3 separate regions of the Mus musculus genome follow, and regions 2 and 3 are each linked to region 1. A link is a loop called in an ENCODE intact Hi-C map of the cell type or tissue named here. Cell type or tissue: left cerebral cortex. All regions are shown on one strand. Region 1 overlaps Eya1 (EYA transcriptional coactivator and phosphatase 1). Region 2 overlaps Gm39596 (a long non-coding RNA gene). Region 3 overlaps Eya1 (EYA transcriptional coactivator and phosphatase 1).

Region 1 (2,500 bases):
TTCCCTAGAATGACCCATTTTGCAAATGTTCAATTCACAGTCAGCACATAAGGGTTCTGAGCCCTGTTTTTCCTTTTTCTTATCTGAGGTCACAGACCTCAGGAGAGCCCAGAAGGGTTACAGGCCAAAGTCGTCTTCTTGGAACTCTCTGCTTGCTAGGAGAGGGCTGCCTGCAAAATAGATGCCTTGGGAAAAGGTTGGGGGCGGGTCACCTTTTCAATGCTGAGAAGGAACAGCTGGTTTGAATTTCTCTCCCCTTCTGTCTCCTGCTGCCTTCCTCACAAACCCATGGAGAGGAGGATTTGTCCAGAAGGAGCCAGCAGCATGAGGAAACTACCTTCTATTTCTATGGGGTGCTGTTTTGTGGCCTCGCTGAATGTGCTGACTGGCAGAGAGGGCCTAGATTTTACATGGCTAACTTTGTCAGAAACCCGCTAGAGCTTTGTCTGGAGAACCTTCTTCTAATAACAGCTTTTAACTAAAACTCTAATGGAAATAAGTATCCTAAGGTCCATATGGAGAACTGGGTAAAATGGCAGAGATGTGACCCAACATACAAAAGCAAGCCAAGTGTAAGAATTACTTGCTTCTGTGGTGGACACCATCTCTAGTTCTAAATCGCTATCTCCTTATTCATCGCTCATGTTGACAGGGGACTGCTGCTTCCCACCGTCACCCTGGGCTGGGGACACACACAGCAGGAGGGCTGGGGACACAGCAGGAGGAGGGCTGGGGACACAGCAGGAGGATGCTCCCTGCTGTTTCATTATGAACAGGTGCAGAAACGGGGCCCTGTGGAGCGGAGCTCCAGCCCATGATTGTGACTAGGTGTTCTGAATAGTGCCTATCTTAGCCTGCTTACAACAGCATAATAAATCCAGTGCTTACCATGAACATGTAGTGCTAGGAAAACAGTAAAAATAACATGGAAATGTTTGGGAAAAACACACGATATGGCTTGACTATTTTTATTTAGTTTTGAGGTCATCCACGCTTTTTTAAATCCTGAGCATGTGGGTGCATACACACACACACACACACACACACACACAGAGAGAGAGAATAAAACTCACATCTCTCGAGTGAATGGTAAACCAGTAACAGATTTTCTGTCTGGCTCCTCGGCACCCTTGCCTCAGGCCCTGTTGGTGTGTGGTTCGGCAAGCAATCAAAGGTCATAATTTCATTGGCAGTTAGCATCAGGTTTAATTTTTCTAGCATGTTGCATTTACCAAAATGTCTGGTTTTAGTTAGGCCAAGCACTCTCCGAATCAAGCTTTGAGCAGTATTGTGTGTTTAGGTACCTGAGGTTTATGGAACACACATGCTAATTGTTTTCAATCACTTTCCTTTCTAAACACAAAAATGTGTTTTCTGAAGCTGAGCAACAGTAGTCCTTGATGACAGTGCTCATTTCTTGTAGAAAAGGGCCTCCAAACAGGTAAAAATGCCAATTTAACAAGACTGCCGCCTACTGATGGTATAGTTGAAAAGAATACCAATTAAGGTGTTTTATTTTTTTTTTTTTTAATTCACTGCTTTGGGTTTCTTTTTAAAGGTGCTTCTTAAAAATTAACACACACCATTTAAATTGCATTTCAGGAGTGTGACCAAGTCCATATAGATGATGTTTCATCAGACGACAACGGCCAGGACCTGAGGTGAGCGAGCCTTGGTGCCCAGACTGAGTTTTCCTCTGTTAAAAGAGTTTAATTACTCAGCAATTAAGATGAATTTTCTGTTTGATTAACTCCGGGCTTCTCTTGCATCTAAATAGCACATACAACTTTGGAACAGATGGCTTTCCTGCTGCAGCCACCAGTGCTAATTTATGCCTGGCAACTGGTGTCCGAGGTGGTGTGGACTGGATGCGGAAACTGGCCTTCCGCTACAGACGAGTAAAAGAGATCTACAACACCTACAAAAACAACGTGGGAGGCAAGTGGCTGGTGGAGGCCTCGGTGGGCTGGGCCAGGAGTGTACACCTACAAAGTGCCACTCACTCTGGGGCCACACTGTTGGGTATAATAGAATACGGACAGTTTTATCTAACATTAAATTCTACTACAATTTTATAACAGACATAAGACTAGAACCAGCTGCCCTGGCTGCCAAGTGCCATGGGATGGCGGTGGCCTGCAGTGACCTGGGATAGCCTGCAGTGATATGGGGTGGCCTGCAGTGACCTGGGATGGCCTGCAGTGACCTGGGGTCAGCTCCTTGACCTTTTCAACACTCAATGATCCTTCCAAACCAACCTTGTCCACAACACAAGATGGGTTATAACATTGTTCCCTGTCCTGTGTTGTGTTAGCCTGAGTTTTCTCAGCATAGTTCATGATGGTCAAAGTGGCTTAAATATAAAGGAAATAACAATCAGTTAATATAATGGCAGATGCATGGATGGAGCTGTTTCCAGTATGGCTGGAAAATATGTGCATAGTAAATATGTGCCTTCCTCCAGCCAGGAACCAGTCCTAGGTCTGGGGGGGAGAAACAT
Region 2 (2,500 bases), 77 kb after region 1:
CCAAAAGACAGTCATTCTCCAACAAACTGATGCTCAGTCCAGAACAGGGCTGGCTGCTTAAAACCTACCGATATCACATCTTTTCATGAAGAACTCTCCATCCACTGTTTTCATTACTAAAGCTCCAGTTTTCTTCAGGGCCTTTGTTTGTCATTCAATTTAAGTACAAACACAGCGAATAAACGCATGAGCAGCAAAGCTAACATTTTCTTGTCTCCAGGTAGAAAGGGAAACCAGTACAAAGGCCAGAGACTCGAGTTTCCTCTGGACTCTGATAAAGAATTCACAGCGTGGCCCCTGCAAGACCTTTCTCCGTGCTGTAGCCTGCTCTGCTATAAAAGGAGAGCCATGAGCCAGACTGTCTCCCATGGACCCCTTCAGGACTGCCATCCTACCGTTTATGTATTCCTTGGGAAAGGACCGGCAAGCAGGCTGACTTGTCCTCATGGCCCCGTGATAGAAATCACACCTCCTGCAAGGCCCTTCTCTCTATTTCATCTTGCCCTTTCAATCTGCTTTCTCTCGACAGTCATTTGGCAGTAAAACTTCTTTTTCACTCCTAACACTTCAGCAAATCCTGGCTGTTACTCAGATACTTCAGTTCTTATTGGTGCTGTTTGGCTCTGGCACTGAATGGGGTTCTAAATTGTTCCTCTCTTCTCAACTGCAACTTTTTCCAGCAAATGTTCACACACACACACACACACACACACACACACACACACACACACACGCCCCCTTTCTTGATGAGAGCTTGGCTATTGTCCTTGGTCCTTGCCGCTATTATTAATAAGTACATATGGAACCACATCCAGGCTCCCACTTTCTTTACAGATCTGAACGCCTCCAGATCTTAATGCTATCCTATCTACTTTCAGAAATGCAGTCATTTGTCCTTGGCTCGATTTTTTTCCAGAACTGACTGGCACAGGAAGCCTTTTTGGAAGGGCAGTTGGCACAAGGCTCGATTGGCAGGTTCAGGGGAATCATTTCAGTTACACTTTCATCTGCCAAGTGTGTATTCCCTGGTGACCCAGTTTGAATTTTAACTTTCCATCAAGACCACCTGCCTGGTGTTAATTAGTTATGGTTTTGTATTTTATATGCAAACTTATTTTTTCCCATCCATGAGCTGGCACAGCCCCACTGGGCTTCTCTTACGGTTCTGCACAAGCAGCTTTCTCAACTAACCCAGAAACATGCTGTAGTCAGGGCAGAAAAGCAGTCACAGGAATCAGAGGGCTGGGATTTGGGGATTACAGGGTTCAAGTCAATGCTAGCAGAGCGAGCCTGCTGCTCTTATGGTAGTTGTTTGCTTGAGAATCTTGAGTTTATAATTTGCAGCAATTCTTTCTTACCATATACCTCACATGAGCATTACCCTCTTTAGTACTCTGCACAGTAGGAGGGCCTGTGCTCTCATACTATGGACACAAATGTACTGATTTTAATACTATTTTAAAGACCCGTGTCCTTTCCACTCAGCTGTGGGAGAGATAGCAGTAGTGAATCTGGTTGATTAGGATTCCTTACTTTATTTGGAACCAAGAGAAGAAATGGCCTATCCTGCCTGCATGAAAATGTTAAAAGACAAATGTTCTTTGTCTTCTAGTGGTGTGGGCATGTCGGGAGATGTGTTCTGACCAGGTAACTTTCAACACTGTACCCAACTATCCTTACTAAGACAAAAATATATTAAAACGGTAGACACACCTGCTTTCAAGAAGTTAAAAAAAAAAAAAGAGTTGATATTGACATATAAATGAAACTGTTGTAAGAATCCAGTTTCCACATTAGGTGAAAGAAAGAAAGAAAGAAAGAAAGAAAGAAAGAAAGAAAGAGAGAGAGAGAGAGAGAGAGAGAGAGAGAGAGAGAGAGAGAGAGAGAAAGGGAGGAAGGGAGGAAGAAAGGAAGAAAGGAAGGAAGGAAGAAAGAGAGAGAGAGAGAGGGGGGAAGGAAGGAAGAAAGGAAGGAAGGAAGGAAGGAAGGAAGGAAGGAAGGAAGGAAGGAAGAAAAAAGGAACAGTGTGACTCTGATGCTTGTGACTTTCCCAGATTCATGCACTAAAACCGTCTTCATCACTGTGATCTGAAGTGGTGGGCCTTGGAGGGGATTAGGTTTTGAAGGTGGAACACTCATGAAGTCAACATGATTAGAAACTCCAGAGAAAGACCCAGCATTCCTGATGTCCCCACAACACATACCAAGACTCCCATCTACAAATCAGGAAGCAGCCCCATGAAATGCTGAATGAACCTTGAATTTCTAGCCTCCCAGGTTGTGAGTTTACATTTCTATTGTTAGTGAGTTGTTGGTTTGTGGTATTTTGTTGGAGCAGCTTAAACAAATTAAGACAAGGCACTTTGTTTTTCCATCAGTTGCTTTCTGTACGCTTTTAAAACAAGATTTAACTGAAATAGAAACATCAACCCGATATTGTTCTCACATATACACATACTTGACTTATCTATCATACCACATCTAAAGGAGTGACAAGAGA
Region 3 (2,500 bases), 49 kb before region 1:
CAGAGTATGCTCATGGTTTTGGTCTTAAGTTGGGCCTCTTATTGGTTGGCCATTCCTTTACTCTCTTTGTCCCTCCATCTTTCTGTGTTTCTTATAGAAAGGACACATTTTAGGTAGGTTTTGTGGATAGGTTGGTGTCCTTATCTCTCCACTGGGGTTCCTGCCTGGCTACAGGAGGTGGCCACTTCTGGTTCCATAATCCTACTGCTAGGACTCTCGGCTAGAGTCACCTCCATAGACCCCCCAGAAACCTCCCCCATCCCAGGTCCCCTCCCTCCGCTTCTCTCCTCTCCCATCCGCCATCACTCTCCCAGCCCTCTTCAAACGTGTTATTTCCAGTACTAATCTTGAAGTCCTTCTTCCTGTAACCCTCTCTTCCTACATTGCACCCTCCGTATTCTCAGTTCAAATCACAGACTTGAGCCTTGACTTTTTTCTTATCTCCTTGGTGACTGATTTTGCCTCCTAATCAGGACTCAGGTCACAACCTGTGTCCAGACCACACCTCTCCCTCATGTAAAGTACTGAATTATCTCTTCCTTGGTCTTCAGCCTCTTGCCACCCAAGAGGTAAAGTTTCCTCTCCCTGGCTGAATTCTTCACTGTCATTCAGGTTCCTTGTTCCTGCTAGGCCCTCCGTAGACCCAGATCAAATTGTTGTTGTTTTGTTCCCCACCCACCGCACATTTCTATTTATTTATTGGTTTGTTTGTTTGTTTATTCATTTATTCACTTATTTAATGTATATATGAGTATACTATAGCTGCCAGAAGAGAGCATCGGATCCCATTACAGATGGTTGTGAGCTACCATGTAGGTGCTGGGAATTGAACTCAGGACCTCTGGAAGAGCAGTCAGTGCTCTTAACCACTGAGCTGTCTCTCCAGCCCCCCCCCCCCCCCGGAGCACATTTCTATTCTGTCTTTACTAGCACAGTTGTCCTGTTAGAGTTGTTTGTGTGGAGTTTCTTCACAGTCTGCAGAATTCTACCTTTCCCATGCCATAGCCTTTCTCTTTAATTTTACCCTCTTGTGTTTGCTTGAGTGTCCATGAATTTTCAGCCCTTAAAGACAGAGCTTGGTCCAGTTGGTGCAATCATGTATTCTAGCTCCTTGGTGCTGCAGCTAGGCCTGTGAACACAACCTGTAACCAGTATTTCTTAAAGGAAAGGAACTCTCTTCAGAATATTTTCACACCCAGAGCTCAGTGTGGGTGAACCTGAACAATTGCAGAGGGTTTAGGGAAACTTGAGCAGTGGGTGTTTTTTAGAAGATTAAATTAGCTGAGCTGTTTGAGCAGTTGGTGGTTTAGCAGATTAAATTAGCTGAGCTGTTTTGCACAAGTTGCAGGAAGAAGACATTAGAATCAGTAGAGCTGGCTTAGAGCTACAAGCATTTAATTCCACCTCAGAGAACACAAAGGAAGAGATTTTTACAAAGCTAGCTTGCATCACTTTTAATATCATCTTCTTCTAAATTTCTAAGTTGTGAATATATACATATTTCAATATTTAAGGATGTCATACTATTAATCTTTTAAAATCATTTTCTTCTACCAGGAGAAAAATTTTGCATAAATTTTTTTTCTGTTTTGCTCAAAGAACTCAGTAAACCATATTTAACTATAGTTTATTTTAAAAAAAAAGTGATGAAACGTTTTCAATTGTATTTTGTATTTTAGAGACAAATATACATCAAAAATATAATGTAGTAAACAGTAAAAAGTGTATGGTAATAAAACCCAAGTTAGATACAGATTTTGAGGACAAAAAAAAAGCATTCTGGAAATCCATATATAGAAGTTACCATGTGACAAGATGCAGCTAGATGTCTTTAGCTCTTCTCAGATAGGCTCTTCCCAAAGCTGGGGAGCCCCAGGTTTATCATTGCTCTTACAGTGAAGGACTTAGCCTATAAGATGCTGCATCTAATGCTAACCTCTTCAAAAGAATGCTTCATATTGAAGCCATGGTGGAGACTGCCCCATGTTCTTTAGGTGGGGACCACCCAGATTCCACACATTGTGGAATGTTTCTTAAAATGGAAGGCTAAACTTTCCTCGAAAATACAACTTTGAATCTGTCTGACTACTTAAAACATTCATTTGGAGCCCATTGTTCTCCTTGCTTAGAATACTTAAACAGAGGGTGTGGCTGCCTTTGCAGAAAAAGAATGTTAGTGTTGACTTGAGTGACAATTATATTCTCTCTCTCTCTCTCTCTGTATGTGTGTGTATGTATGTGTATTGGGTTTTATTACCATATACTTTTTTTACAGTGTGTCCTTCTTTTTGGAGACTAGTCCCCATGTGCTTCCATGTCATATATTTTGAATCTATGTTTTATATAACAAAGAAATGCAGAAATTTGTCTTTTTTAAATCTAGATTCTCATGATATGATAATCTCCAGTTTCATCAATTTTTCTGAAAATGACATAATATTACTCTTCTTTATGCCTGAGTCTAACATTTCTATGAAATGAGTTAGCTTACAAACAAATC

What was found. Peaks named below come from ENCODE experiments on the same cell type or tissue, not always from the same donor. Only the 100,000 strongest peaks of a DNase experiment are listed, where the experiment ranks them.
Region 2: it touches region 1 in a loop (2.0-fold over the local background); 2 of 42 quality-filtered maps call a loop at or near these places.
Region 3: it touches region 1 in a loop (3-fold over the local background); 3 of 42 quality-filtered maps call a loop at or near these places.

The regions. Positions count from the first base shown.
Region 1 is chr1:14,183,787-14,186,286 of GRCm38, reverse strand. Eya1 (EYA transcriptional coactivator and phosphatase 1) reads left to right here. Exons shown (of 18, transcript NM_001310459.1): 13 at 1,603-1,661; 14 at 1,778-1,938. Among named protein-coding and RNA genes, the nearest start is that of Eya1, 130 kb to the left of the region's middle. In left cerebral cortex, a CTCF peak has its summit at 1,470; DNase peaks (open chromatin) are centred at 842, 1,114, 1,211, 1,832 and 1 more place.
Region 2 is chr1:14,107,182-14,109,681 of GRCm38, reverse strand. All of the region lies in intron 3 of Gm39596 (a long non-coding RNA gene), which reads right to left. Among named protein-coding and RNA genes, the nearest start is that of Gm39596, 66 kb to the right of the region's middle. In left cerebral cortex, no CTCF peak of the experiment used is centred here; DNase peaks (open chromatin) are centred at 635 and 988; H3K27ac peaks cover 219 bases.
Region 3 is chr1:14,233,119-14,235,618 of GRCm38, reverse strand. All of the region lies in intron 9 of Eya1 (EYA transcriptional coactivator and phosphatase 1), which reads left to right. Among named protein-coding and RNA genes, the nearest start is that of Eya1, 76 kb to the left of the region's middle. In left cerebral cortex, no CTCF peak of the experiment used is centred here; a DNase peak (open chromatin) is centred at 1,227; H3K27ac peaks cover 350 bases.